2 separate regions of the Homo sapiens genome follow, and region 2 is linked to region 1. A link is an interaction called in ENCODE POLR2A ChIA-PET data of the cell type or tissue named here. Cell type or tissue: GM12878. All regions are shown on one strand. Each heading gives the region's core, and the rest is flanking DNA. Links, peaks and the distances in the headings are about the cores only. Region 1 overlaps LOC105373133 (a long non-coding RNA gene). Region 2 has its middle 21 kb from the start of TLR7.

Evidence for each region. Peaks named below come from ENCODE experiments on the same cell type or tissue, not always from the same donor. Only the 100,000 strongest peaks of a DNase experiment are listed, where the experiment ranks them.
Region 2: POLR2A ChIA-PET joins it to region 1 with 9 read pairs; 2 of 35 experiments call an interaction of 5 or more read pairs at or near these places.

Annotation. Positions count from the first base shown.
Region 1 is chrX:13,067,447-13,083,311 of GRCh38, reverse strand. All of the region lies in intron 2 of LOC105373133 (a long non-coding RNA gene), which reads right to left. Among named protein-coding and RNA genes, the nearest start is that of FAM9C, 31 kb to the right of the region's middle. RefSeq lists an enhancer at 1,368-1,537 and a silencer at 8,604-8,663. In GM12878, for the core only: no CTCF peak of the experiment used is centred there; DNase peaks (open chromatin) are centred at 6,584 and 8,491; H3K27ac peaks cover 6,648 bases.
Region 2 is chrX:12,837,905-12,853,769 of GRCh38, reverse strand. It overlaps the pseudogene MRPL35P4. Among named protein-coding and RNA genes, the nearest start is that of TLR7, 21 kb to the left of the region's middle. RefSeq lists an enhancer at 9,455-9,774. In GM12878, for the core only: no CTCF peak of the experiment used is centred there; DNase peaks (open chromatin) are centred at 9,309, 9,759 and 10,504; H3K4me3 peaks cover 1,844 bases; H3K27ac peaks cover 3,422 bases.

The sequences.
Region 1 (15,865 bases), core at 2,565-10,564:
GATAATGGCAGAAATTGAAGTGAAACATATTTAAGGAGATTGCTTACAGAATTGTTCTCTTAAAAATATCCTGCTTGCATTTATTCAACGATTTTCTGTGAAATGGGAAAGAGGAAGGAGGAAATATTACTTACTGGGTTACTTGTTTTTTGTTTTATCAGACTATCGTTCTGGTTAATTTCACCAACTGGGGAATGTTTAAAATGGATTTATTGTTTAGGGCATGTGTTAGGATGAGGATTTCTCAGCCTCGGCACTAGTGACACTTTTGGTTGGACAATTCTGTATTAGGGGAGTTGTCCTGTGCATGGTGGCATGGTTAGCAGCCGCCCTGGCATCTACCCACTCCATGACAAGAGCAGCCTTTTCACTGCCCCTTTCCCGCCTCCAATCCTGATAACCAAAAATGTACCCCCTGCCAATTTGCCTTCCGATTCAGAACCACTGGAGTCTCCTAGGCAGGTTTCACGCTACACTGTGAGAGCTCTAAGAGGAATTGGCTTTTTTGGATATCTTTAGCTTGGTTTATGCCCCAAGGACACGTGAAAAATCCTAAACGATGATGATGCCTGTCTCACCTCACCACCAATCCACCTTCCAACTCTTCGCAAAAACACAAATGCACCTGTCATTTGAGGGAGCTTAAGTTAATCAAGGGAAACATTCACATGTACTTGCTTTACACCAGATTAAGAAAAGGAATATTTCTTCCAACATCAGGCAAAATTTTGCTATTTGTTACAAGACAAAGGTAGGCACGTGGGTTTTAACTCTAGTGTCTTTGCTGGCTCCTGAACTAGCCAGTTCTGCCTCAGAATCGCAGTGGTTTCCCCTGTGGCTATGAACAGAACATTCTACAGCACAACAGTCACCATTAGTGGGTCACACTAGTTTTGCATTCTCTGAAATTGCAGCAGTCACAAAAAAATCCCACCACCCCTCTGCTTCTTGAGCTTTTCTTTCCTCAAATGGAATCCACATGAGTCCAAGTCCATGCCAGAAAAATGAAATGTGTATTATTCGGGAAACATTTCCCTAAACAAAATGACACAGGGAAATTCTTCCTTGCCCAAAGCTGAAACTCTGTGCTCAAGAGCTCTCTTATCGGAATTCTGCACTCAATCTTAGATACCTGATACATTCTGCTACTATGATATACAACTTCCTTATGCTTTGGATAAACAGAGGCATATTTTCAGCTTTAATGCCAATATTAAGAGAAGGGTTACAGCATTTTTTTTTTTTTTTTTGGCTTTTACATCCTTTGCTTTTGCGTCAGACAGCAGGATCTCTAGCCACAGTATAGATCCAAATTAATAGAGACACCCATCTGCAAAATGTAATCACTTTCAGCTCATGATGCTATTTTCTAATCCTAGAGCTCCTTGTGCAAGGTTTGTGTGCAAGAGTCTTGTGGCCTGGCTTTCTGAAAGCAACTTCCTGTGCGTGTACAAAAATATTTCAGGCTGCTATCTATTTCTAAATACTTGCCCTTTCTTTTCTCTCTGTTCCCCCTTTTTTTTTTAGACTTTCACTACCCTTGTGATAGATTCCGTTGTCTTACTTTAAACGTGAATATAGTATCTGTGTTCTTTATGCTTCCCATGATCAACAAGGCCTTGCACAAATTTGATAAACAAATGCAACAGCAGAAAGAAATTTTTATATTCTTCCCTGCCCCACCCTCAATAAAGCTGTAGCAACCCAAATAAGCCGACCTTCTCCCAGTAGAAGACATTTTATAGTTCAACCATTTTCTATAATGAATAACTTTCAACCCAGAGTGCCTCCTCCGGGTTCAAAACTCAAGCTACTTGTGATAAAAGAAAGATGTTTTAACTTCAGCCTGAATGATTTTATGCCTCCATGAAATATAAACATTAGCAGAGAATAAAAAGCTATGAAGATGCTTTACTATGAGATTTGAGACTTCATTTTCTACAGATATTTCTTTCAGAATCCACTTAATTGAATCTGTTTGAATGTGTAATTCTTTGTTATTTGATTTTGTAGACATTTTTAAAAAATCAATACAAATTAAGCCTAGAATACAGAAACATATTAAAATTCTTTTTTTGGTGGTGGAGCTACATTCCAATGGTTAGAGGAAGGAGAAGGAGAAAGAGAATAAACAGAATAAATAAGTAAAAAGACATAGTTTGTTAGAAGGAAATAAGTCAAGCAGAGCAGAATAAAGGGAATGATACTTGGGGACGGGTGTGATTGGAAATAAGAGTGGTGAGGACAGGCCTCCTTGGACACTGACATGTAAGCAAAGACTAAAAGAGTCATGTGGGCACTGGAGAGAAGTGTCTTCCAGGCAGACAGGACAGCCAGTGCAAAGGGGGTTTGGGAGTGGGAGCATGCCTAGCATTAGGAGGAACTGATGGAGGCCATGGTGCTCAGTGAGACAGTCGTGGGAAGAGGAGAGGACGAGGCCAGAAGGTAACAGGGCCATCTCCTATAGGAGGCCTCTGTAAGGATTTGGCTTCTACTCTTGGAGAAATAGGGAACCATTGCAGATCTTACTTAATTATTATTTTTTACTGAGGTGAAATTCACACATCATAAAATTAACCATTTTAAAGTGAACAATTCAGTGGCATTTTTAGTGTATTCATAGCGTTGTGCAACCGACACCTCTATTTAGTTCTAGAACATTTTCATCACCTCAAAGGGATATTCCCATACCCATTGGCAGTCATTCCCCATCATCCCCTCCCCGTGGCCCCTGCCAACCACAGTTTGCTTTCTGTCTCTATGGATTTCCCTCTTCTGGACACTTCATATAAATGGAATCATATAATATGTGACTTTTGCGACTGACTAGTTTCACTTAGCATCATATTTTGGAGATGCATTTGTACCTTATTTCTTTTTATGGCTGAGCAATATTCTGTTGTATGCATATGCCATAATTTGTTTATTCATTCACCATTTAAAGGTCATTTGGGTTGTTTCCACTTTTAGCTATTGTGAATAGGGCTACTATCATCATTGCAGGCTTTTAAGTAGAAAAGGGACATTATCTCACTTCTATTTTATACAACACATACAGGGCTATTTTATGAGTCACCTACTAACCCAAATTAGTAAATTCATTGTAAAATGGCAAAAATAAGTAAATAAATAAATGCTTCTCCCATCAGTGCCACCCCTTTGCCACATGCTACCACCTGCTTTGACTGCTTAAAAGATCTTCTTCCAACACAACCATTTTTTAAAATTCTATAATTTCTCCCCCTTCCATTGGTGATTAAAGGCCAAGCAACTGTTAAATGTAAGGCTGTCCCCATTATCCAAAAAATTAATGTTTTCCAAAATTGACACAGGAATTTTTGAGAAAGATAGGCAGTAACTATTAAGAATGAAAATTCTCCAACTGAAAGGGGAAATCATTTTTGCTTGAAAATATAGATGTGGGCCAGGTGCGGTGGCTGATGCCTATAATCCCAGCACTTTGGGAGGCTGAGGCGGGTGGATCACAAGGTCAGGAGTTCAAGACAAGTCTGGCCAAGATGGTGAAACCCCGTCTCAACTTAAAAAAAAAAAAAAAAATTAGCCGGTGGTGGGCACCTGTAATCCCAGCTACCTGGGAGGCTGAGGCAGAGAATTGTTTGAACCCAGGAGACGGAGATTGTGGTGAGCCGAGATTGCGCCACTGCACTCCAGCCTGGGTGACAGAGCAAGACTCTGTCTCAATTAAAAAAAAAAAAAAAAAACAGATGCATTAAATGCATCGTGGTATACTGACCTAAATCCTGAAAGAGGATAATGACAGCACCCAGGCCCTGAGCTTCTTTGACCGCATTTTCCCTTCTCTACCAAAACATTCAGGGGCCTACAACCTGCCAGGCAGTGCTTGCTGGCAGGGAGCAAGTAATCATGATATTAATACATTCTCCCCTCCACCAGAAGGCAGCTGTGAAAACAAACTGGGGCCCCAGAGACTTGGTGCCCAGGAAAGCCAATTCCCATGCATCGAAAGTCTTTCCACCAGTTTGAAAGGAGCTCCCAGCTCCCTGGCTTTGCATCAGCCAACGATTTCTGAGTCACAGAAATCATTTGGATAAGGAAAATTAGAGGTGTTCTGGGTGACGCCATCTCCCCACTCTGCATGTGCCTGGTCTGGTTGGAAAGGCTGCGGGAGGCCCTGCTGAACTCCAGATGAAAACGCCGAAACTGAAAGCACTTCCCTTCTTCAGCAGAAAGCCTCCCTCAGAGTTCCTCCCAGGCAATTGCTCGTTAAAAAACCAGAGGCTGGAGCAAAAGGAATCTGAGAGATTTCTGGCCTCAGCAGCCTCTGCATGAGCTCTGGAGAAACAGGGCATGTCTTTGAGACTCCTAGAACAGGTTGGGCCCAGGGCAGGATCAGGACGGGGCAGTGGGAGGCTGAGAGGAGAGGGAGGGAAAGGGAAGAAAGAGAAGCACCTCCCAGAATCTTAACCCAGGAGCAGTCGGATTAAAGTCAGCCAGCCTTGAAGAGGAAAGTATACCCCCAAACACGGCCTCAGTCTCCAGCCTCCATCTCCAGCCTCCATGCCCTCTTGGCTGGAAGAAGGAAAGTGGGGAGAGAGGTGCAAGGTGAGGAATGAAGCCACAGGCCAATGTGGAGTTTAGGGCATCCTGGGCTGATAACTATATATGTAACCTCTGACGAAAAAGTAATTCTCAGAGGGATTCAAAAGAAGCCAGGACTTGCTCCAGGGATCTCTCCCCCAATTCCCCCAATTTGGAGGAAGAAGAAAGGATCCTGCTTAAGAAAGGATCCTTTTCTAAGCATAGGTTGAAAGTTTGCAAACTACAGCTGTTTGCACCATCCCATAATTGGAGCCGTCTACACTACCCCTACACTTGCTGTGTGAAATGTGGCTCTGAGAAGTCCAAATGCATTGACCACACTGACTACAAATAATTCCGCTTCCTTATACCTCTCAGCCTTGGCCCATGTTGTGTCCTGTGTTCCCTCCCACGCTCTATCCCCACTCCCACCAGCCTGGTCAACATTGTCCCGCAAGTCTCAACTTTTATATTAACTCCTTGGGGAATTTTCCCTGCTTTCTCCTCCCCTTCTCTGCCACAGAAAACACACCCAACTAGATTAGGTACCCATTTTGAGCACCCTGTACTTGCCCTTCTCAGACCCTCTATCACACTGTATTCTAATGTTATACCTCCACTATTCACATAGTACCTGACAAGAAGTGGGCAGGCATTCAATAAATGCTTTATGAATGAATGAATAGATGGATGGATGGATGGATAGATAAATGGATGAATGAGGTTATAAAAAACAAATAACATACCTGTGTGTATAATACATATCACCTTATAAAACATAAAGATAGATAGATGATACATAGATAGATAGATAACTTGTTTGAAGTTTCATGATTCCCCACAGAACAAATATTATTTATTTTCGTTTTGCCGGGGTGAAAAGAGCTTCACATCTATTAAATGACTTGCCCAAGTCACAGGTGATAAAATCAGGTTCCAGTCCACGGAAATATTTGTATGAGTATTTTTTCAAATTTCCAGCACCATTTTACTCAAAAAAAATATTCTGGTGCTAGTCTTGGAATCGATAGTGCTAATTCTGTGGAGAATATATATTGGATATAAAAGTACAGAACTTTAAAGTCAGAAGAAGCTTGCATGCTCCTCTGGTCCACCTCTGTTATTTTACAAATGAGGAAACTGAAGCCCAAAGAGGTTAAGTCTTGTCCAAGGACACACAGCTACTAAATGCAAGTCAGGATGGGAGTCTAGATTTGTCAGATGATGTATCCAGTACCTTTTCTATGACATAAGAAAAATGATTGGTTTATAAACAAATTCTTGGAACACAGCATATTTCTATTTGAGGCCTGCCTGTGTTTGTAAAACCACTCATGCTCAGACTTCCTGAGATTATGCCTGTTGCAAATATTCTGTGCCAGTGTCAGAGCATGGGGCCCAGTGTGGTGACAGAATTAAAGTTAGCTCTGAGGAAGGCCGGGCATGGTGACTCATGCCTGTAATTGCAGCATTTTGGGAGGCCGAGGCAGGCAGATCACTTGAGCTCAGGAGTTTGAGACCAGCCTGGCCAACATGGTGAAACCCTGTCTCTACTAAAAATACAAAAATAAGTTAGCCAGGCATGGTGGCAGGTGCCTGTAGTCCCAGCTACTCGGGAGGCTGAGGCAGGAGAATCGCTTGAACCTGGGAGGCGGAGGTTGCAGGGAGCCAAAATCTCACCACTCCACTCCAACCTGGAGCCTGGGCGACAAAAGCAAAACTCCGTCTCAAAAAAAAAAAAAAAAAAAAAGCTCTGAGGTCAAATTACCTGGGTTCAAATTCTAGCTTTGTGACCTGTGGCGAGTCACTTAGTTTCTCCTGTGCTTCAATTTATCACCTGCAAGATGAGTATAATAATTCCTACCTCAGACGGTTGCTGTGAGAATTAAAATATTTACTACACATAAAGTCATTCGGAGGGTTGACTGACTCATACTAGGTACTGATCAATGTCAGCTTCAGTGATCTCAGTTTAGAAAACAGCTCATTACATACATAGGAGGTCATTGTTAGTCCACATGAGTTGGGGAGAGTAGTGACTGGAAAGGGTCGTGAAGAGGCCTTCTGGGCACTAGCAATTTTATCTTTCTTGAACTGATAACCTGTTACACAGTTACATGCAGTTTGCAAAGATCCATCAAATCAATCCTATATAATTATCAAGAACTGTGAAGGTTCTCAGATTTGACCCTACTTGTAATCTGACAAGTTAGCCTGCCCTAGTTTCATGGATGTTGACAGAAGACATGAGACTCCTGGGTCAGAGAAAAAGGACTTTCTTATTCAGAGAACAGCATACAACATGAGCTTCATATTTGTATCAGTTTCTCTTGCCCTCTAAGTCCCATGGGGGCAATGTAGAGGAGCCCAGTTGAATACTGCACATGCAGTGGGTTTATGCCATAGTTTAAGAACACAAAGTGAAGGGAATCCAAATATTTCTAAAGAGGCAATAAGCCTGCCTGACCTTTGTCCTGGAGAGAACCACTATTGTGTTGGAATGGCTTTATTATACTGGACTGATTTTTGTTCTGGAGGGAAACCCTATCTCTGTCTTCCAAGGCTGTTCACTATACAAACATCCTTGAGAAGAGAGTTCAGAACAAATGGAGTCAGAGCCTCTGGTTACAAGGCGTGCAGAAAGGTGAGAGACCCATGGAGAATGGTTACCCAACAATATATGCACTATTCTGATATATGTCACGCTCCAATAAAAGGCTTTTTAAAAGTGCTACCCTAAAAAAATTGTTGCCCTATGGTCAAATACCTTTGGGAATATCTGGGATAAACCATTTTCTTTACCATTGTACTTAACAGAACCTTTCATATGCTAATGTGTATAATGCAACTGCAGGAAAAGGAACACAATTTGCAGTTGTTTCTCAACATTCAATGCTTCTTAAACCCTTTCTACACAAACATAAGAATTACCTGGGAGTCTAGTTAAATGCAGATCCAGATTCAATAGGTCTTCAGTGGGACCAGAGATTTTGTGTTTCTACCAAGCTCCCAGGAGATGCCAATGTTCTGGCTCATACATCCCCACACGTTGAGTACTAAGGAGTTAGAAAACTCTCTTTTCAAGGAACTTCTCACAAGACTAGGATTCTACCAAACATGCTGTAAGATTACAGTTTCCACCAACCCTAGCTCTACTATTACGTCCAATCTGATATAGGAAGAAAAAATATAAAATTCTTAAATGCAAAATCTCAATGATTTGTGATGCAGGTCAAAGCTGGTTAAATGTAAAATGTAAATTAAATGTAAAAATACTAAAATGCTTAGGAAAGTTCTAATACTTAGGACGTATCTCCTGTGGTATAAGCAAAAACCACAAATGGGGGCTGAATAACAATGAAATTCTAATTTTGCCATAAATGATAACCTAAAACACTAAAATCAATGGAATGATATTTTGCAAAGTAGATGAAACCTAAGCTAATGAGGGTCTGAAATGACAGAGGCTGGAGACTATTAAAGTGGCTGGTGGATGTTTTCCTGAGCTTCATATAACATGGAGGTACCTGAGCCACGCTAATCCCAATAGGGCATTCCCCATGGGTGACTGCAGTGGGCAGAAGGCTGTTCTCCTGTGGCTTTCACACCACCCCTGGGCAAGAGGACATCCAGCAGAAATGACTCAGCTGTACCTAGTTCCATGCTTATCTTCCTTAAAACTTCAGTTCTCAACCCTGGCTACACATTAGAATCACCCAAGAAGCTTTGGAAACACTTCCGATTCCCAGGCCTCTTCCAGACCAGTAAACTATGAATCTCTTGGGACAGAGCCTACACATCGGTAGTTACAAAAATCCCCCCAGTGATTGTGATGGAAACTGTTACCCTCAAGCCTCTGACAAACTTCAGTGAAGGAAGTAAAATCCACAACCCAGTGTAAATGGAGCATATATCACCAAGGTACACCTGCTTTCCTCTCTTCCGCATCTCTGATTCTGCTACTATACTAAGAACCACCACGCTCTGAGAAGAGACATCAACAACAGCACGGTTCATTTCCTTCTAGACCTCACCACATGCCTCATCTCTCTCTAGTTCATGTTTGGTATAAGCGATGGGTCTCATTTTTAGGGAACAAAAGCACAGAAATCTCCCTATGTAGGACTTTGTGGAAATTTTGACCAGGGTGAAATTAATTTCATCCCATATTTACCATAATTTGAGCATTGTATTATCTCAAATATTACCATGGATAAAGGGATTCTGCAGTGTCATGCTATGCAGTTAAGATTTCTGGGTTTGGGTCACAACTTCCCGTACTTACTAGCTGTGTGACCAAGTTGGGTAAGTTACTTCATCCCATTAATCCTAGTCTGTTCACACATAAAATAGGAGAATTCATAAAGTTCAGAGTTGGGATGATCATTACTAGAAGGTAATTCATGTGAATGACTGGACACTGTCCCGGGCATAATAAAACCTCCATAAATACCAGCTATTTTTATAAGTTGATTTGGTATCATTTAAATAGATGATCTGTAGATGGCCACTCTTCAGTGAGCTGTTTATTATCCAGCCTCAGGGAGACATGTAAATTGAGCATAAATGTTTAAAGACTTTTACACTAATTTAACAGAGTAACTGTCTATCAAATCTAATAAAACTCTTAGGCTTGCGTTTTGTATGTCTTTACTAAATTTTTGCAAGAACTCATTTTTAAAAATGTTATGACTATTGGTCCATGGACCTGTATTTTGTACACCTTTTAAATTTAGTTTTTTCTAATAATTCATTTTATGGAAGTATTTTTCCATGATAGATTGGAGATTAAAAAATTGATTTTTCATAGAGTTTGAGAATAACTAGTTTAAAGATAAATTTATGAATATTGTGTCACAGACATGAATGAAAAACCCATTGTATCTGTTTTCTGTGCTATATAGCAAACTACCACAAGTTTAGTGGCTCAAAATAACACCCATTTTTTTTTATTGTTATTATTATTTTTTTTTTAAACAAAGTTTCATTGCCATTGCCCAGGCTGGAGTGCAATGGCGCGATCTTGGCTTACTGCAACAACCGCCTCCCGGGTTCAAGAGATTCTCGTGCCTCCGCTTCCCAAGTAGCTAGAACTACAGACACACACCACTGTACCCAGCTAATTTTTGTATTTTTTTGTAGAGACAGGGTTTTGCCATGTTAGCCAGGCTGGTCTCAAACTCCTGAGCTCAAGTGATACTCCTGCCTCGGCCTCCCAAATTGCTGGGATTACAGGTGTCAGCTATGCCTGGCCACAGCCATTTATTATCTCACAGTTTCTATGGGCCAGGAATCTAGGTATGGCATGGCTGGATTCTCAGCTCTGGCCTCAAGAGGCTGAAATCAAGTTGTCAGCTGGGCTGCAGTCTCATATGGAGATCGAGGACCTTTTCCAATCTCACATGGTTGTTGGTAGAATTCAGTTCCTTGAAGCTGCAAGACTAGGGTCCTTGTTTTCCTACTAGCTGTCATCCGGAGGTCACTCAGTCCTTGAGACTGCCCACAGTTCCTTGCCAGGGGCTGTCCCACAGCTTGGAAGCTTCTTCAAGACCAGCAAGGCAGGGTCTCTCACGCCAGTCCACTAAGACAGAGTCTTACATGGTGTAATCAAGGGAGTGACATCCCATCACCTTTGCCATATTCTATTGGCTGGATGCAAGACAGTTTCCTCTGACACTCAAGGGGAGAGGCTTATACAAGGATGGGACTCATTGGGGGTCACCTGAGGGTGTGTCCACCACTCATCTACAAATAATCTTATTGTAATGGAGTGACTCTCCCAATAGTAAGCCATCAATCACCATATAAAACAAACTTGGCACAGGTTAAAAGAATCATAGAGAAGTTGGATAATTTGATGCTCATATAACGTCTGACTTAAATAAGCCAATCTGTGAATTAGTCCTGCAAAATTGCCATGGCATAAGTTTCAAATAATACACAAAAAGGAAATGTTGCTTTTGAGTTCCACCTTTTGTGTTGCTGATGCCTCTGAAAAAATGGTGTGTATGGCACATTTTTCTGCAATTATTTTCTGATAAATGTGAAATCCAACATAATTGCCCTTGAAATGAGATATTTAATGATGTGAAAGCTAATGACCATGTTAATGGTGATTCTCAATAAAGATCTGTTTATCCTCATAAACTCCTTGAAATCTAATGCAGTGGCTGTGGAAATCGCTTAATAAACCTCTTTTAGACATGGCTAATTTTTATATACTATGGATTGATTTACGGGACTTTTTTAAGAAGCCCAGTTCTCCACTTGGGTCTGAGTGTAAAATTCCCAAAGGGCTTAGCCTGGTGTCCGTTTGAACAGGATTGGCGTGCATGTGGAATTATTTTCCTTCTTCACTAGAGGCCCCCAGTTTGACAGCACAACAGTGGAAGCACAGGTTTGCATGTGTATGAAGGGTACCAAACAGCTTCAAGAACTTTTAGAAAGTGCATGGTATATAAATAATAAATGAATGAATGAATGAACAAGTGAGTGACTGAGTGAATGGGAGGCCGAGGCGGGTGGATCACGAGGTCAGGAGATCGAGACCATCCTGACTAACATGGTGAAATCCCATCTCTACTAAAAATACAAAAAATTAGCCAGGCGTGGTGGCGGGCGCCTGTAGTCCCAGCTATTCGGGAGGCGGAGGCAGGAGAATGGCATGAACCCGGGAGGCGGAGCTTGCAGTGAGCAGAGATCGCGACACTGCACTCCAGCCTGGGCAACAGAGTGAGACTCCGTCTCAAAAAAAAAAAAAAAAAGTTAGTTACTTCAAAGGAGAGAGAGTCATGAATAATGGAAGACAGCTAGAAACATCTCAGCCGATAGTTTTACAACAGAAGCGATTTGGTCGATAATGGCACCTTCTAAATTATAGACTTTTAATTAGGGAAAAGGATATGAGGACAGGGGCAGAAGGGGCTTCTATGGAAGCTGGTAGAGATTATTTTAGGGAAAATTAACGTGAGATCACATCGTTTTGATTGTATGACCCATAACTATGCCTTTAGCAGGGAAAAGGTTAGTATATTTACAGAATAGGTATGTGCTAACAATGTTTGGTTTAAACACATTACCCCAAAATACTGCCCTCTCAACTGCTGGAAATGCATCTTTCTACTGGAACACTTGGCCAGAAGTTGTCCCATTGGAGAGCCTTTCAACCTTACCTTTAACAGGCTAATACAAAGGCTTATCTTACATACTCTTGTGAGAAATTTTTTAAAGCCCATATTTCATATAACAGCTATGTGAGATTCCTACACTGAGGGGTTGTTAGTTTTGGGGGAGGTGAAAAAGAAAAAGAATACAATACTCTGGAGCTCAGGGAGATGTTTCAGGAAGTGCATGTTGGGTAGGTTTTCTTGGCGGGCCACTTAGGTAGCACTAGGTGGTAGAGAGGACACAAAGAGTCAAGAAGGAGACCAAAAAAAAAAAAAAATGGAAGCATCCAGGGCAGACACATCCTGATTCTTCTATCTGCTTTCCCTGGTTTTTGGGAATCCTGAGAAGAAATAAGCTAGCACTTTAAGGCTACTCGTCCCTATTGGTTGGGGGCCCAGAGAGACTCACAAAAGGTTGAATTCAGCTCCGTAGAGTAGCACTGTCAATTGGAAACATAATGCAAGCCACAAGAGTGAGCCATATATGTAATTTTAAAAATTTCAGTAACCACATTTTTTAAAGTATAAAGAAATGGGTGAAATTAATATCTTTAATTTAACCCAGTACATCCAAAATACTATTATTTCAACATGTAGTCAATGTAGAAATTATTAGATATTTTCTTTTCTTTTTTTTTTTTGGTACTAAGTCATCAAAATTAAGTGTGTATTTTACACTTACAGAACACTTGAATTTGGATTTAATCCACTAACGGTTGCTCAGTAGCCACATGTGGCTAGTGGCTCCTGTATGGAAAAGGGCAGCTATAGAGAATGGTAATCCAACAGATCCTTAGCCATGTGCAGAACGTTCAAGGCCACATATTGGCAAGGTTGCTGTACATTCAAAACACTGGAGAGCAAATCTGGAAATCTGGAATTTTCCTCATGATGGTTCATGAAAAAATACAACCATCAAGTAATTTATTCAAGAAGAAAATTGCCTACATGGAAATGAAATATTATCAAACTGTAAAGGTACATTTGTGTATACTTATATACAATAGTTTCTGGGCTCTTAGCCCAGAAATACAGCATTAATTATACTGTATATACACACACAATATTCAGATGTCCTTAATTTCAAAAGCTGTGATTAAATTTGAAAAACTGAAGAAATAATTTTCATCATAGACTCAGTGGAATGAGGCGGCAATTATTAATGTCCCATTTTGCAAGTGGAGAATTTGGCACTGTTCTCTCAGGAGCACACACGGTTTTTGCCCTCCATTCCTTTTTGAATCAGAATTCAGCTTCCAAAGTGGACTATAATGGTGGGAAGCTATAGAAAAAATGCACATCTATCACTAGAATTACTTGGCACAAACAGCCTGTTAACTGCTCATTTTCAAGTTGTAGAGCTGAGTCACCATCAGGAAACTGAAGTCCACAGAGGCAACTTCATGCTGCAAAAAAGAAGGTTTTCCTGCCTCTCCAACATGACGTTCCTTCCTGCTCTTCTTTTGAAACCATTGGCCTTATTCAAGTGGTTGCAGGGAACAAAAGTCTCTCAAAGTGGTTTGAAAGCAAATGAAGAATTTATTGGAAAAAAATATTCAAGTATTTCATGGAATACAGGAGGCCTTATCTAGTGGCCTCACCACATCACAGCTTGGGCTTCCTCACAGCATGGTGTCTCTGCATAGTCAGACTTCTTACATCTCAGTTATCACTTCTTACATGGCAGCTGGGAAAAAGGCTATTCAAGTATTTCATACAACACAAGGGCTAGAACTAGAAAATCAGTAGACCTCAAGGACACACTATGGGCCGTATTATCTCTATTTTTCATTTTCTCTCTTCTTTCTAAGCCTAGTTCTTTTTCTTTTCTTTTTTTATTTTATATTTTTTGAGACAGGGTCCTACTCAGTCACCCAGGCTGGACTACAGTGGCACAATCTTGGCTGACTGCAACCTCCGCCTCTTGGGTTCCAGCAATCCTCCCACCTCAGCCTCCTCAGTAGCTGGGATTACAGGTGCACACCACCATGCCAGGCTATTTTTTTTTATTTTTTGTAGAGATGGGGTTTTGCCATGTTGCCCAGGCTGGTCTTGAACTCCTGAGCTCAAGTGATCCGCCCACCTTGGCCTTCCAAAGTGGTAGGATTACAGGCGTGAGCCACCACGCCCAACCTCTATGCCCACTTCTTTCTTCTTTCTGTCTGTGACTGATTTTCTAGTTCTGCTTGCACAATATCCAAATGTGGCCACCTCAACCACAAAGGTTGATCAGAATCACTTTGTCCCATTTCTACCTTCCCAGCAGACAGAATTTGATTGGCCCAGATGATAATACATCCCTACAATTGAACAGTGTGTGGTCACTAAAAATATTCCTTCCACTTTTGATAAAATGAGAAGAGACATGTCCTGAAATGTATTGTGAAAAGTGCTAAAAACCAATTATATTTATTGTATAAGTGTGACTGCTAAAAATGCTGTGAAAAAAGATACTAAGAAAATATTCTAAAATAGAACAAGGCATCTCAGTTATTACTTGCTGCTGAATAACAGACTTGGCAAAACTTGGTGTCATCAGTCAATAACTATCATTTCTCATGATTCTTTGGGTAGACTAGTCTGAGCTGGGTGGTTTTCTGTTCCAGGTGGCATTGGCTGAGGTCACTAATTCTACTGCACTGAACTGGGGGCTGGGCTAGGCTGGAAGGACTGAGAAGGCTTTCTTCACATGTCAGACACTTAGTTCTCTTCTGGTGGCCTCTCCACATCACAGCTTGGGCTTCCTCACAGCATGGTGTCTCTGCATAGTCAGACTTCTTATGTGGCAGTAGGTTTTCAGAGGGAATGTGAAAGTTGCCAGACGTCTTAAAGTCCAGGCCTAGAATTGGCACAGCATCATTTATACAGACTTCTAGTAGTGGCCAACCCAATTCAAGATGTCAGGCCACATTCCAGGGGAGGTAGAATGGTTTCTTGCTGGGTCGAACAGCATGTGCATACGAAGGAAAAAAAATTGATGGCAGCCATCTGGGGAGACTACCACACGGGGATGGGAATCTTAGTGTTTGGAATTAGAAGAGAGGGGAGATTTTTCCTGCTAGTTTTTGTTGTTGTTGTTGTTTGTTTGTTTGTTTGTTTTTTGAGACAGGGTCTTCCTCTGTCACCCAGGCTGGAATGCAGTGGTGCAATCTCAGTTCACTGCAGCCTCCGCCTCCCAAGCTCAAGTAATCCTCCCACCTCAGGCTCTCAAGTAGCTAGGACCACAGGCACGCACCACCACACCCAGCTAATTTTTGTATTTTTTGTAGAGACGAGGTTTCACCATGTTGGCCGGGCTGGTCTCAAACTCCTGAGCTCAAGCAATCTGCCTGCCTCCGCCTCTCAAAGTGCTGGGATTACAGGTGTGAGCCACCATGCCTGGCCTGCTACTTTTTGTTTGTTTTTCTGTACTTTCAGATTCTTCAATGAGTACCATTTTAATAATCATACTTTTTAAGTGGTGTTGTTTGTAATCATAATTTATTAAATGCTGCCAAGTTGAATGTCTGGAATAAATTAATTAAGGGGAAGATGTCAGTATGCATTCTAAAATGCGACATTTGCTGGGAAATAATGTCTACAAGAAATTCTTGGCTTTGCCTCTCTTGAGAGTAATAAAAACTAGCCAGAATGGTAGCTGAAGAATAAGAGGAAAACATATATTTCTTGCTGTCAACTAAAAACAAATCTCTGCCTCCTTAAGTACTCTACTTCCTAGTCATGTAGCTTGGTGTGTGATTGCTTTCTGTCATATTTGTATGAGGGCTAGAGCCTTCATCCTTGAGAATAAACAGACTTACTAGCCCAGTGGCTGTGAGCATTTTTCTGCTTAAGACCTTGCTCCTGGCCAGGCGTGGTGGCTCACAACGGTAATCTCAGCACTTTGGGAGGCCGAGGCAGGAGGATCACTTGAGGTCAGGGAGTTCGTGACCAGCCTGGCCAACATGGTGAAACCTCATCTTTACTAAAAATACAAAAATTAGCCAGGTGTGGTGGTGAGCACCTGTAATCTCAGCTACTCAGGAGGCTGAGGCAGGAGAAGTGCTTGAACCTGGGAGGCAGAGGTTACAGTGAGCTGAGATTGCACCACTGCGCTCCAGCCTTGGCGACAGAGCAAGAATCTGTCTCAAAAAAAAAAA
Region 2 (15,865 bases), core at 4,768-12,767, 230 kb after region 1:
CAGAAGGTGGGTAATAATAAACTCCTCTGAGCTAAAGGAACATGTTCTACCCAATGCAAGGAAGATAAGAACCTTGATAAAAGGTTACAGGAACTGCTAACTAGAATAACCAGTTTAGAGAAGAACATAAATGACCCGATGGAGCTGAAAAACACAGCACGAGAATGTCGTGAAGCATACGCAAGTATCAATAGGTGAATCAATCAAGCAGAAGAAAGGATATCAGAGATTGAAGATCAACTTACAAATATAGGGCGTGAAGACAAGATTAGAGAAAAAGAATGAAAAGGAAGGATCAAAGCCTCCAAGAAATATGGGACTATGTGAAAAGACCAAACCTACGATTGATTGGTGTAGCTAAAAGTGACAGGGATAATGGAAACAAGTTGGAAAACACACTTCAGGATATTATCCAGCAGAACTTCCCCAACCTAGCAAGACAGGCCAACATTCAAATTAAGGAAAAACAGAGAACATCACTAAGATACTCCTCGAGAAGAGCAACCCCAAGACACATGATCATCAGATTCTCCAAGGTTGAAAAGAAAGAAAAAATATTAAGGGCAGCCAGAGAGAAAGGTCAGGTTACCTACAAAGGGAAGCCCATCAGACTAACAGTGGATCTCTCTGCAGAAACCCTACAAGCCAGAAGAGAGTGGGGGCTAATATTCAACATTCATAAAGAAAAGAATTTCCAACCCAGAATTTCATATCCAGCCAAATGAAGCTTCATAAGCAAAAAAGAAATAAAATCCTTTCCAGAAAAGCAAATGCTGAGGTGTTTTGTCACCACCAGACCTGCCTTACAGGAGCTCCCAAAGGAAGCACTAAATAGGTAAAGAAAAACCAGTACCAGCCACTGCAAAAACACACCAAAATATGAAGACCAATGACACTATGAAGAAACTGAATCAATTAATGTGCAAAATAACCAGCTATCATCATAATGACAGGATCAGATTCACACATAATATTAACCTTAAATGTAAATAGGCTAAATGCCCCAATTAAAAGACATGGACAGGCAAATTGGATAGAGTCAAGACCCATTATTGGTATGCTGTATTCAGGAGACCCATCTCACGTGCAAAAACACACATAGGCTCAAAAGAAAGTGATGGAGGAATATTTACCAAGCAAATGGAAAGAAAAAAAAGGGGGGGGGGTTGCAATCCTAGTCTCTGATAAAACAGACTTTAAACCAACAAAGATGAAAATAGACGAAGAAGGGTATTACATAATGGTAAAGGGATCAATAAAACAAGAAGAGCTAACTGTCCTAAATATATATGCACCCAATACAGGAGCACACAGATTCATAAAACAAGTTCTTAGAGACCTACAAAGAGACTTAGACTCCCACACAATAATAGTGAGAGACTTTAACACCCCACTGTCAATATTAGACAGATCAACGAGACAGAAAATTAACAAGAATATCCAGGACTTGAATTCAGCTCTCGACCAAGCGAACCTAATAGACATCTACAGAACTCTCCACCCCAAATCAACAGAATATACATTCTTCTCAGGAGCACATCGCAGTTATTCTAAAAATGACCACATAATTGGACGTAAAACACTCCTCAGCAAATGCAAAATAATGGAAATCACAACAAACAGTCTCTCAGACCACAGTGCAATCAAATTAGAACTCAGGATTAAGAAACTCACTGAACACCGCACAACTACATGGAAACTGAACAACCTGCTCCTGAATGACTACTGGGTAAATAATGAAATTAAAGCAGAAATAAATAAGTTCTTTGAAACCAAGGAGAACAAAGATACAATGTACCAGAATCCCTGGGACACAGCTAAAGCAGTATTAAGAGGGAAATTTATAGCACTAAATTCCCATATCAGAAAGTTAAAAAGATCTGATATCGACACCCTAACATCACAATTAGCTAGAGAAGCAAGAGCAAACAAATTCAAAAGCTAGCAGAAGACAAGAAATAAGATCAGAGCAGAACTGAAGGAGATAGAGACACAAAAATCCCTTCAAAAAATCAATGAATCCAGGAGCTGGATTTTTGAAAAGATTAACAAAATAGATAGACCACTAGCTAGACTAATAAAGAAGAAAAGAGAGAAGAATCAAATAGACACAATAAAAAATGATAAAAGGGATATCACCACTGATCCCACAGAAATACAAACTACCATCAGAGACTACAATCAATACCTCTACAGAAATAAACTGGAAAATCTAGAAGAAATGGAAAAATTAATGGACACACAAACTCTCCCAAGACTAAACCAGGAAGAAGTCAAATCCCTGAATAGATCAATAACAAGTTCTGAAGTTGAGGCAGTAATTAATAGCCTACCAACCAAAAAAAGCACAGGACCAGATGTATTCACAGCCGAATTCTACCAGAGGTACAAAGAGGAGCTGGTACCATTCCTTCTGAAACTATTCCAAACAATAGAAAAAGAGAGACTCCTCCCTAACTCATTTTATGAGGCCACCATTGTCCTGATACCAAAACCTGGCAGTGACACAACAAAAAAAGAAAATTTCAGGCCAATATCCCTGATGAACATCAATGCAAAAATCCTCAGTAAAATACTGGCAAACTGAATCCAGCAGCACATCAAAAAGCTTATCCACCATAATCAAGTCAGCTTCATCCTTGGGATGCAAGGCTTGTTCAACAAATGCAAATCAATAAACGTAATCCATCACATAAACAAAACCAATGACAAAAACCACATGATTATCTCAATAGATGCAGAAAAGGCCTTCAATAAAATTCAACATCCCTTCATGCTAAAAACTCTCAATAAACTAGGTATTGATGGAACATATCTCAAAATAATAAGAGCTATTTATGGCAGACCCATAGCCAATATCATACGGAATGGGAAAAAGCTGGAAGCATTCCCTTTGGAAACCGGCACAAGACAAGGTTCAACATAGTATTGGAAGTTCCGGCCAGGGTAATCAGGCAAGAGAAAGAAATAAAGCATATTCAAATAGGAAGAGAGGAAGTCAAATTGTCTCTGTTTGCAGATGACATGATTGTATACTTAGAAAACCCCATCATCTCAGCCCAAAAACTCCTTAAGCTGATAACCAACTTCAGCAAATTCTCAGAATACAAAATCAATGTGCAAAAATCACAAGCATTCCTATACACCAATAACAGACAAACAGAGAGCCAAATCTAGTGAACTCCCGTTCACAATTGCTACAAAGAGAACAAAATACCTAGGAATCCAACTTACAAGGGACGTGAAGGACCTCTTCAAGGAGAACTACAAACAACTGCTCAAGGAAATAAGAGAGGACACAAACAAATGGAAGAACATTCCATGCTCATGGATAGGAACAACCAATGTCGTGAAAATGGACATACTGCCAAAAGTAATTTATAGATTCAATGCCATCCCCATCAAGATACCATTGACTTTCTTCTCAGAATTAGAAAAAGCTACTTTAAATTTCATATGGAATAAAAAATGAGCCCATATAGCCAAGACAATCCTAAGCAAAAAGAGCAAAGCTGGAGGCATTACACACTACCTGACTTCAAACGATACTACAAGGCTGCAGTAACCAAAACAGCATGATACTGGTACCAAAACAGAGATATAGACCAATGGAACAGAACAGAGCCCTCAGAGATAACACGACACATCTACAACCATCTGATCTTTGACAAACCTGACAAAAACAAGCAATGGGGAAAGGATTCCCTATTTAATAAATGGTGCTGGGAAAACTGGCTAGCTGTATGCAGAAAATGGAAACTGGACCCTTTCCTTACACCTTATTCAAAAATTAACTAAAGATGGATTAAAGACTTAAATATAAAACCTAAAACCATAAAAACCCTAGAAGAAAACTTAGGCAATACCATTCTGGACATAGGCGTGGGCAAAGACTTCATGACTAAAACACCAAAAGCAATGGCAACAAAAGCCAAAATTGACAAATGGGATCTAATTAAACTAAAGAGCTTCTGCACAACAAAAGAAACTATCATCAGAGTGAACAGGCAACCTACAGAATGGGAGAAAATTTTTGCAATCTACTCATCTGACAAACGGCTAATATCCAGAATCTACAAAGAACTCAAAGAAACTTATAAGAAAAAAACAAACAACCCCATCAGAAAGTGAGTGAAAGATATGAACAGACACTTCTCAAAAGAAGACATTTATGCAACAAAGAAACATGAAAAAAAAGCTCATCATCACTGGTCATTAGAGAATTGCAAATCAAAACCACAATGAGATACCATCTCACGCCATTTAGAATGGCAATCATTAAAAAGTCAGGAAACAATAGATGCTGGAAAGGATGTGGAGAAATAGGAATACTTTTACACTATTGGCGGGCGTGTAAGCTAGTTCAACCATTGAGGAAGACAGCGTGGCAATTCCTCAAGGATCTAGAACCAGAAATACCATTTGACCCAGCCATCCCATTACTGGTATATACCCAAAGGATTATAAATCATTCTACTATAAAGACACATGCACACGTATGTTTATTGCAGCACTATTCACAAATGCAAAGACTTGGAACCAATCCAAAAGCCCATCAATAATAGACTGGATAAAGAAAATGTGGCACATATACACCATGGAATACTATGCAGCCTTAAAAAAGAATGAGTTCATGTCCTTTGTAGGGACATGGATGAAGCCGGAAACCATCATTCTCAGCAAACTAACACAGGAACAGAAAACCAAACACCGCATGTTCTCACTCATAAGTGCGAGTTGAACAATAAGAACACATGGACACAGGGAGGGGAACATCACACACTCGGGCCTATCAGGGGGTGGGGAGCAAGGGGAGAGACAACATTAGGACAAATACCTAATACATGTGGGGCTTAAAACCTAGATGTCGGGTTGATAGGTGCGGTAAACCACGATGGCACATGTATACCCATGTAACAAACCTGCACATTCTGCACATGTATCCCAGAACTTAAAGTAACATTTAAAAACTAATAATTTGTAATATCTCATATAGATTCTGTATTCACATTTTTTCAATTTGTCCCCAAAATATCTTTTATAGCTTTATTTTCTTTCTGATTCAAGAACTACTCAGTGTTTACATAGTGAGTTTGATTGTGTCTCTGTAATTTCTCTACAATCTTTGCATATGTAATAACTTCTTAAAAATGTATATCACCGCCAAAGATAACTTTAAGTTTTGTCACAAAAGTGTTACCATGATTGGCAGACCTGTATTTCTAGTTATATGCTGGATTGTTTTATATGTTCAAACAGGAACATTTTCTTCTAGGACAAAGCCTTAAGGTTTTGAAACAGTGCTGTGTTAAAGCTGAACAACAGAAAAACACACCAAACCTGACACTGTTGTTTAAAAGCTATGAGAATTTTCTGTCTCCTTAATAGAGAGTGAGGCAGTGAAGTTAGTTGTATTCTTTGTTTCTTTTGCTTTTCTTCTCTCTCTCCCCTTGAGACATTTTGAATGGGGCTTTTAGTTGGCAAATATAGGGCAATAGCTTTTTAACTTTTTCTTCAATTTTGCTGGAAAATACATAGTCATATGGTAAGAACTTCTACGTAGTAAATGGAAAACTAGAGACAGAGAAACAAAGGAAGAAAGGGAGAGAGTGAAGGAAAGAAAGAGAGAAGGAAAGAAAGGGTGGGGAGGGAGGGAGACAAGGCAGGCCGGCAGAAAGGAAGGAAAGGAAAGAATGAAGGACAGGAGAAAAGAAAGAAGAAAAGAAGGAAGGAAACAAAGAAGGAAAGAAAAGCAGATTGAATGGAGCTTTTGGTTAGGCAAATATAAAGCAAAGGCCTTTTTTATTTTTTATTTCATTTTAATACATATTTGTGTGGTACAGAATTCTTACATAGAGCTGAATAGAAAGATATGGGGTGTGTGGGACAGAGAGAGAGAGAGAGAGACAGAGACTGTGTACTGTGTCGGAGGTCCCCAAGACTCCGCCACCCCAGGCTTCGTGATCCACTAGGAGTCGCAGAACTCAATAAAGTATGGTCACAGCTATGATTTATTGCAGTGAAAAGATACGAACCAAAAGCAGCAAAGGACAATGGTGCATGAGGTGATGCCCAGAAGAAACCAGGCCCAACCTTCCAAGCATCCCCTCCGACTTTAGTCACATGGATGTACTTGATTCCTTCTGCAACAAATTGAGAAAACACATGCCAACTGCTGTCTACCAGGGAGGCTCGTTAGAGATTCAGTGCCCAGGGTGTTTACTCGGGGCTGGTCATGTAGGCACACTCTGCCCAGCACATACCAAAATTCCAGCCTCCCAATAGGAAAGCAGGTGTGCAGCAAAAACCATATTATTTGTACAAACAGTGTAAGAGCAGTGAGCCACTCTTCTTAGTTCTGGGAATGGTGGGAACCACCCTGAAATCCAAGTTCCCAGACATGAGCCAAAGGCCAACCTTACAAGCAGGCCTTTCTAAGGAGAGCAGTCTCAGGCCTGCCATGTTTCTTGGTTTTTTGTTTTTGAGATCGAGTTTCACTGTTGTTGCCCAGGCTGGAGTGCAATGGCGCAATCTCGGCTCATTGCAACCTCCGCCTCCTGGGTTCAAGTGATTCTCCTACCTCAGCCTCCCGAGTAGCTGGGATTACAGGCGCCCCCCACCATGCCTGGTTAATTTTTTGTATTTTTAGTAGAGATGGGGTTTCATCATGTTGTCCAGGCTGGTCTCGAACTCCTGACCTCAGGCGATCCACCCTTGGCCTCTCAAAGTGCTGGAATTATAGGCTTGAGCCATGGCAACTGGCTACCATGTTAACTCTTTTCTGTACAGATAAATGTATCTATACATACATCCATGCATATACATACATATATACATACATACATAAATACATAGGTAGATACATAGTAAAAACTTTTCTGCTCTTCTTGTAGACCATCCACCCAATCCCACACCCATCCCCACAAGAAACCATTCTTATTAGTTCCTTGCTTATCTTTCCAGAGTTTCTTTAGGCATACTAGCAAATAAAAACATATTCTTCTGGCCCTGCCTTTGTCATACTTCGTTAGCATATACTCTCTTACTCTCTTGTTTTTTTCATTTGCAGTTCCTTCTATACCTTTATCTCAGGAGCATCTGCATTTTTTTTTTCTCATAGCTGGAAAACATCCCATTTTCTAGAAGTTTCACAATTTACTTAACCATTTCTCTAACGGACGTTTGGGTGGTTTCTGATCTTTGGTATTGCAAGCACTAGTGCGATAAATAGCCTTGGGCCTCCGAAAGATCTTCTTCTGAAGAGTTAGCTGTGGCTCCAGTGAACTACCCCAGTCTGAGTGATGGCACAGAAGATCCTACGTTATTGGTCTAGTCCCCCATCTGTAAATTAGCTCAAGAGAGATCACTGGATGGAGAGGATACAGTTCTTCTCTTTATCTTTTGAGAACTGGCCTCTCACTGGCTGGGGCAACTCACACTTTGTTTTCTAGGTCTTGTTGTATTTCTCCTTTCTTTTTAGGTGGAAATGAGGAGGACTGGGAACAGCCCTTGGTGGGTAGGTAAGGTTTAGTGTAGGGTTGCCAAATTTAGCAAATCGGGACATGCTTCTACTAAAAAATTATTTATTATCTGAAATTCAAATTTAATTGGGTGTCCTGTATTTTATCTGGCCACCCTAGTTTAGTGCCATATTTTATTCTATTTTACTTATTTATTTTTAGAAACAGGGTCTCACTATGTTTTCCACACTGGCCTTGATCTCCTGGTCTCAAGCAATCCTCCCACCTTAGCCTCCCAATTTTTTTAGATTATAGGAGTGAGCCACCATGCCCAGCAGTACCATATTTTAATCTAGAGATTTAAACATTGAAGGATTCCTGGGGTGAATGCTCTGAAATGAAAAGGAAGGTCAGACTTGATCAGCATCCAGAGTGGTGATTGAACAAAGATATGGTCGTGGACAGAAGACCTAGATTTGAGTCCCGGCTCTGCCATTTGACTCAGACATAGACATCAAAGTGGTTCAATAGAAACTTGGCATTGGCTGGGCGTGGTGGCTCACGCCTGTAATCCCAGCACTTTGGGAGGCCAAGGCGGGCGGATCACCTAAGGTCAGGAGTTCGAGACCAGCCTGTACAACATGGTGAAACCCCGTCTCTACTAAAAATACGAAAATTAGCTGGGTGTGTTGGCAGGCACCTGTAATCACAGCTACTCGGGAGGCTGAGGCAGGAGAATTGCTTGAACCCGGGAGGTGGATGTTGCCATGAGCCGAGATCACACCATTGCACTCCAGCCTGGGGGACAAGAGCGAGACTTCATCTCAAAAAAAAAAAAAAAAAAAAGAAAGAAACTTGGCATCATAGCAGGCTGGCAAGATGGCTGCCTCTGCCTTTGCTGGTGCGATGAGAGCAGCTTCAGGAATCTATGGCTCCTGAATATTTTTGCATCTCCAGCCCACCGAAACTGTGCCAGGAATGCCTCTCTTATTTCTGCATTGTCTACTGGACGTTTTAGTCATATTCAGACACCATTTGTTTCCTCCACTCCCAGGCTGATCACATCTGTCAGAAACCTGACATGTGGGCATACTGCAGTGATCCCCAACAGAGTGGCCCCCTTGCTTCCAAGTGTCCTGAAGCTGCCAGTCAGAACTGTAATATACGTCAGTACACAAAAAGGCAAGAGAACAACTGTGAAAGCTGTTATCTATAGGTTTTTTCGACTTCATTCTGGCCTTTGGGTGAGGAGAAAGGCTGGTTATAAGAAAAAATTCTGGAAAAAGACACCTGCAAGAAAAAAGCAATTGAGGGAATTTGTGTTCTGCAATAAAACCCAGAGTAAACTCTTAGATAAAATGACAGTGTCCTTCTGGAAGAGGTGAAACTTGTATGCTGATAATCCTTATCAGAAATATCTTTATGAAACAAACCTGAAAGTATAGATCAGAAGTTTCACTTGTTTCTCAGTTATTGAATATGTATCTTTGTGTACATGACATCTTTGCAAAAATAGGTAAGTATAAAACCGATGTAAATTGTACCAGTTAATATGTAAACATCCAATGCCAACATTAAACTTATAAAAGTATTTAAACTTAAAAAAAAAAAAACTTGGCATCATACATATTCTCCCAAAGCTGGAAAAACACCTCTTTACTGATAGGAACCTAAATAAACCCCTTAAACAAGTTGCCCGAGTCTAGTTAATGCTGTGTTGCCAGCATGTGGAAGTATAAAGTCTCAGGTTGCTTTATGCAACTTGCTTGGTTTGGATGAACGTGTGAGTGAGAGGTAGGTATGAATCCCACTGCCTTACGGTTCATGCTAGTTTTTTCCACTCTCAGATGCTGTAAGTCAGGGTCTGCTTGATGAAAAGGAGGACTTTGATGACAAGTATCATGGTATTTGTATAACAAGTCTAAAAGTTTTAATCCCTTCAGTTAGATACAACCATGGACATTTTTCAAGTAATAATATTTTTATTAGAAATTTGCAGATACCTTGAGCCTGTTCTTTGTAATGACATGGAAAAAGAACACAGCCTACATATCCCTTTGTATATAGGATATTTTTAGCATTGTAAAGCCCCGGTGTCATAATTAACCTTGTCTTTTGTTTCTCATTCCCCTTTTAAATGAAAGTATGAAGCACTTCACTGCTTAGTTCTTCCGTAAGTTTCATTTTACTGTGAAATGAAAGTGTTCTGAAGATATCCTTGACAGGATATGCAAACGAATGTAACAAAAACCTTCCTTTGTGTTGAAGGCTGGTCCTAAGTACATACTAGATTTCACCAGACGAGTCCAAAAGGTCAGATGCTTTGAAAAAAGGCCCCCAGTGCAAATAATCGAGTAGTTGACCTGGTGAAAAAAAGGAAAGACTATTTATGCATGCATTGGTCTTTGAGCTGTTCCGCCTGCTGTCTTGTAAACTCAGAAGCAGTTTTCCTGAGGTGGGTATTACTGACCATCTAGCTCACCATCTGAGACTCATAAGTAGATTTGTGAGTGGTGAGGTGTAGTGAAGACCACTTGTTTGGGATTCAACATACATGGCCAGCCAATGAAAATGTTAACTCACATCTGCATATGCCTTCATCTTGTTATGGAACTGGAGGCACCATCATTCATAATGCTTAAAAATAAAACACCTGCAAGGCAGCTATTGTTAAAACCTAACTCGCCCACAAGAAAGCTGATGCTCAACGAAGTCAAATCTCTAGTAATAAAACTGGGTTACTATTCATATCTTGACTCTACTACCCAAGTTCTTTCTGTAAGTCATCTAAACAGCCAGGACCTCAGCAATCTGACTAGATAAAAACAAAAAATTCTTCTTGAGTTTATGATCCTAAGGGTTTCTTTTTCATATCTAAGGGTTTCTTTTTCATATCTAAAGCAGGTATTCATATTAGATGCTGTCACATTTTGCTTATCTCTTGCTGTGTAACAAACCAACCCAAAACATATCTGCTTAAAACAGTAACCACTTTATTTGTTCATGATTCTTTGGTTGGCTGGGGCTCTGCTGGGCTGTTCTTTGGTTGGTTTCAGTTGGGGTCTCCTGTGAGGTTGTAATCAGATGGCTTTGTTCACATGTCTAGTTCCCCAGTGGGGAAGGTTGAGAGGGAGTGATCTTTTCCTCTTTTCTTCCCCATGTGGCTAGCTTGGGTTTCTTTTCATGGTGGTTTGATCCTGAGAGTGAGCATTTCAAGAGACATAAGCTCCAGTGTGCCAGCACTTATCAAGCATTTGCTTACATCATTCTTGCTAATGTCCTATTTATTGGCCGAGCCCGAGGTTAATATGGAAGGATACACCACAGAAGTGTGAATACCAGGAGTTATGGTTCATCGGGAACCACCAAAGTAGCAATCCACCACTTGTAGTATATACAACAGAAATGTAAAAAAATTCATATTTAAGCCAAGATCTGTTGTTCCATATTTTTTTGAAGAATATTGGATTCAAAACATATTACTTTAGAATACTATGCAGCCTCCAAAAGTCACACATTAGAATACTACATGACATGGAAAAAGATACTATGCTAAGAGTAAACCAAAAAAAGTTTCAAAACAAGTATTTGTTTGTATGTATACTCCACTTTTAGCCATTGTTATTGCTGATGATTTTCATTACTTGTCTTTGCATTTATCAAAATTTTATCAGTGCATATATACTATTTTTAATCAGTAATAAAGTATTTTTGCAATTGAAGAAAAAATCTAAAAATAGTATTGCAATAATCGGTGATAGGTTAACAAGGTTTGAGTATGCTTATATAATATTATTTATATTGCTATATTGCTTTATAGATCCTGGAAAGTAAAATATTTGTAGTCAATAAAATAAAGTTCTTACAGAAATGCAAATAAAACAATACCCCAGTACTGTTAAATTATCAGATTGGAAAACAGGAAAAAGATGATCAATTCACAGTGTTTGTCAGGATTTAGGGACTTTGGGTGAGAGTGCAAATTGGTACAACATTTCTGGCAAGCAATTGAAATAGATCAGGATTTTAAATGGGCATTTCTTTGTAGGAATTCTTACTAAAGAGGAAAATGTTTTAAATTCTCCAAACTGTAGCTACTGACCTGTACTGATTTGTGGAATTAATGGTGGTGATTTGTCCCTTTATATACTTTCTGCCATTCTTCATACCTTCTACATGTAGTTTCCCAAAGCTGATACACATTAATGTTGAGAGGAGGTGGCAGAACTTGAAAGCTTCATGGCCCATGACCTTAAACTGGAGCTTCTCAATTTCGGCTGCACACCGGAATGGGATCATTACAAAGTTCCTGATTACTATGTTGACACCAAAGCTTCTGATTTAACTACTCTTGGGTGTAGTCTGGGTATTTGGAATTTTCAAGGCTGCTCATGTGATTCCAATTGATAACCAAGTTTGAGACCAACAGGCATAGTCAAAACTCTCTTGACTGAACTGACCTGAAATTCCACTGGTTAACCTGCATTCTCCTTACCTTCTGTTAAAAAAAAAAAAAAAAAAAAAAAGTTGGCCGATTTCTTATTAACATCTCAATTTGATAGGCTGTCAGTACATATGACTTATTGCTCTCAACAGTTGAGTTGTTTTCCTAGAGCCAGTTGTATCTGTTTCTAAACCTTTTATTCTCTATTTGTTTTTTTGTTTTGTTTTTTTTGAGACAAAGTCTCACTCTGTCACCCAGGCTGGATTGCAGTGGTGTGATCATGGCTCACTGCAGCCTTGATATTCCAGGCTCAAGCAATCCTCTCATCTCAGCCTCCTGAGTAGCTGGGACCACAGGCATGCACCACCATGCCCAGCTAATTTTTAAATTTTTTGTAGAGACAGGGTCTCGCCATGTTGCCTAGGCAGGTCTTGAACTCTAAGACTCAAGCGATCCTCCTGCCTCTGACTCCCAAAGTGCTGGAATTACAGGCGTGAGCCACTGCACTTGGCTCTAAAACATTACTTTTTAAAGCCAATACTCATATTACTGAAATCATTGGAAATTACTTAGATATTGAGTGTTTGTTGAATCCCTTATTACAAATGACTTAAATACTTTTAATTTTAATGTTTTTTGATAATAACTGCATTTTTGCCAATGGACTATGAATAATATAGGAACATTACCTTATACTTTGTGCTGCTAGAAGACCAGCATTGTCTTTGTCTTTCCATAAAACCAAAGCATTAGTAACAACTGAAATATCCCAAGCAACCACAACAGTGCCCGGCAATTATAGTTGTTGGTTAAGTGAGTACAAATATCAGAAACTTCTGCTCTAGGTACATTCAAACCTTGAGGTAAGTCAGAAACTTGTATTCTCTGCCATTGTCCACCAAGTTGGCATAACTTTTCAGCTGACAAGATTTACCATGAAATATAATTAAATTTGAGTATAACTTACCAGAGCCAGAGCCATTTTTATCAGAGAAGGAAATGATCCTTCCTTACGCAACAGACAGGGACCATTACATTAGCAACTAGCATGGACTTAACTATCAGGGTGGTTTTCAACTTTCTCCTGAGGTTTTTGGTGATGCAGATGCTGCTAGTCCAGGGCCTCACTTTGAGAACCACTGCCTTACAGATCACCATTATTTAAAAAATCTCCATTACCCAGTGTTGTTATTTTGGTTCTCATGTTAGCATAACGACCTGAAAAAGGACCACGCAAACACAGTGAGTGAAATGAAGACCTTGTTTTTGGAGGAAGGCAAAGGACAACCAAATCAGTGGATGCAAGTATTTCAGGTTCTGATGGAAGTTACCGTACCGTATTTTTTGCTTTTCCTCACTGCCCTGAGGTTTAATAAGCTCCTTCACTGTTATGCACTAGTGATTAGAATCATTGAAGTTGCCTGGGTTAATGCAAACATCTCTGCTTAAAGAACAGAAAAGCCCCCATTTTCTTTTTGTTGTTGTTGTTGTTGTTCATTTGTTTGTTTATTTTGAGACAGAGTCTCTCTCTGTCACCCAGGCTAGAGTGCACTGGCTCAATCTCAGCACACTGCAATCTCTGCCTCCCTGGTTCAAATGATTCTCCTGCCTCAGCCTCTGGAGTAGCTGGAATTACATGTGTGTGCCACCATGCCCGGCTAATTTTTGTATTTTTAGTAGAGACGGGGTTTTACCATGTTGGCCAGGCTGGTCTCAAACTCCTGACCTCAAGTGATCCACCCACCTCAACCTCCCAAAGTGCTGGGATTATAGTCGGGAGCCACCACGCCTGGCCGAAAAGCCCCATTTTCTACCCCCAGCTTTTCCTCTAGGGAACTGTGTAACCTTACTAAGCCAGTTACTTAGTCTCTTTGAGCCTTAGTTTCCTCATCTGTAAAATAAGATGGGAATCATTCAGTCATGAATGTTCCATCTAACTCCAAAATCTTATCAATTCCATGACCTTTGACAGACGTAATGGGCTCTGTGATTTGACCACAGATGACTTTTGCCATTTTGGCCCATAAGAGTTAAATTACCAGGTGGCTGGGAAGATGGCCAAATAGGAACAGCTCCGGTCTGCAGCTCCCAGCAAGATCAATGCAGAAGGTGGGGGATTTCTGCATTTCCAACAGAGGTACCCAGCTCATCTCTTTGGGACTGGTTAGATAGTAGGTGCAGCCCACGGAGGGTGAGCAGAAGCAGGGTGGGGTGTCATCTCACCTGGGAAGTGCAAGGGGTCGGGGAACTCCCTCCCCTAGCCAAGGGAAGCCATGAGGGACTGTGCCATGAAGAACAGTGCATTCCAGCCCAGATACTATACTTTTCCCACAGTCTTTGCAACCCACAGACCAGGAGATTCCTTTGGGTGCCTATGTGACCAGGGCCCTGGGTTTCAAGCACAAAACTGGTTGGCCATTTGGGCAGACACTGAGCTAACTGCAGGAGTTTTTTTTTTTCATACCCCAGTGGCGCCTGGAACACCAGCGAGACAGAACTGTTCACTCCCCTGAAAAGGGGGCTGCAGTCAGGGAGCCAAGTGGTCTAGCTCAGCGGATCCCACCCCTACAGAGCCCAGCAAGCTAAGATCCACTGGCTTGAAATTCTTGCTGCCAGCGCAGCAGTCTGAAGTTGACCTGGGATGCTCAAGCTTGGTGGGGGAAGAAGTGTATGCCATTACTGAGGCTTGAGTAGGTGGTTTTCCCCTCACAGTGTAAACAAAGCTGCCAGGAGGTTCGAACTAGGCATAGCCCACTGCAGCTTGGCAAAGCCACTGTAGCCAGAATGCCTCTCTGGATTCCTCCTCTCTGGGCAGGGCACATCTGAAAGAAAGGCAGCAGCCCCAGTCAGGGACTTATAGATAAAACTCCTATCTCCCTGGGACAGAGCACCTGGGGGAAGGGGCGGCTGTGGGCACAGCTTCAGCATATTTTAATGTTCCTGCCTGCCAGCTCTGAAGAGAGCAGTGGATCTCCCAGCACAGTGCTCGAGCTCTGCTAAGGGACAGACTGCCAACTCAAGTGGGTCCCTGACCCTCGTGCCTCCTGACTAGGAGACACCTCCCAGCAGGGGTTGACAGACATCTCATACAGGAGAGCTCCAGCTGGCATCCAGTGAGTGCCCCTCTGGGATGAAGCTTCCAGAGGCAGGAACAGGCAGTAATCTTTGCTATTCTACAGCCTTCGCTGGGGATACCCAGGCAAACAGGGTCTGGAGTGGACTTCGGCAAACTCCAGCAGACCTGAAGCAGAGAGGCCTGACTGTTAGAAGAAAAATTAACAAACAGAAAGCAATAACATCAACATCAACAAAAAGGATGCCCACACAAAAACCCCATCTGCAGGTCACCAACATCAAAGACCAAAGGTAGATAAATCCACAAAGATGAGGAAAAACCAGTGCAAAAAGGCTGAAAATTCCAAAAACCAGAATGCCTCTTCTCCTCCAAAGGATCACAACTTCTCGCCAGCAAGGAAACAAAACTGAATGGAGAATGAGTTTGACCAATTGACAGAAGTAGGCTTCAAAAGGTGGGTAATAACAAACTCCTCAGAGCTAAAGGAGCATGTTCTAACTCAATGCAAGGAAGCTAAGAACCTTGAAAAAAGGTTAGAGGAATTGCTAACTAGAATAACCAGTTTAGAGAAGAACATAAATGATCTGATGGAGCTGAGAAACACAGCACGAGAACTTTGTGAAGCATACACAAATATTAATAGCCGAATTGATCAAGTGGAAGAAAGGATATCAGATATTGAAGATCAACTTAATGAAATAAAACGTGAAGACAAGATTAGAGAAAAAAGAATGAAAGGAACAAATAAAGCCTCCAAGAAATATGGGACTATGTGAAAAGACCAAACCTATGTTTCATTGGTGTATCTGGAAGTGATGGGGAGAATGGAACCAAGTTGGAAAACACTCTTCAGGATATTATCCAGGAGAACTTCCCCAACCTAGC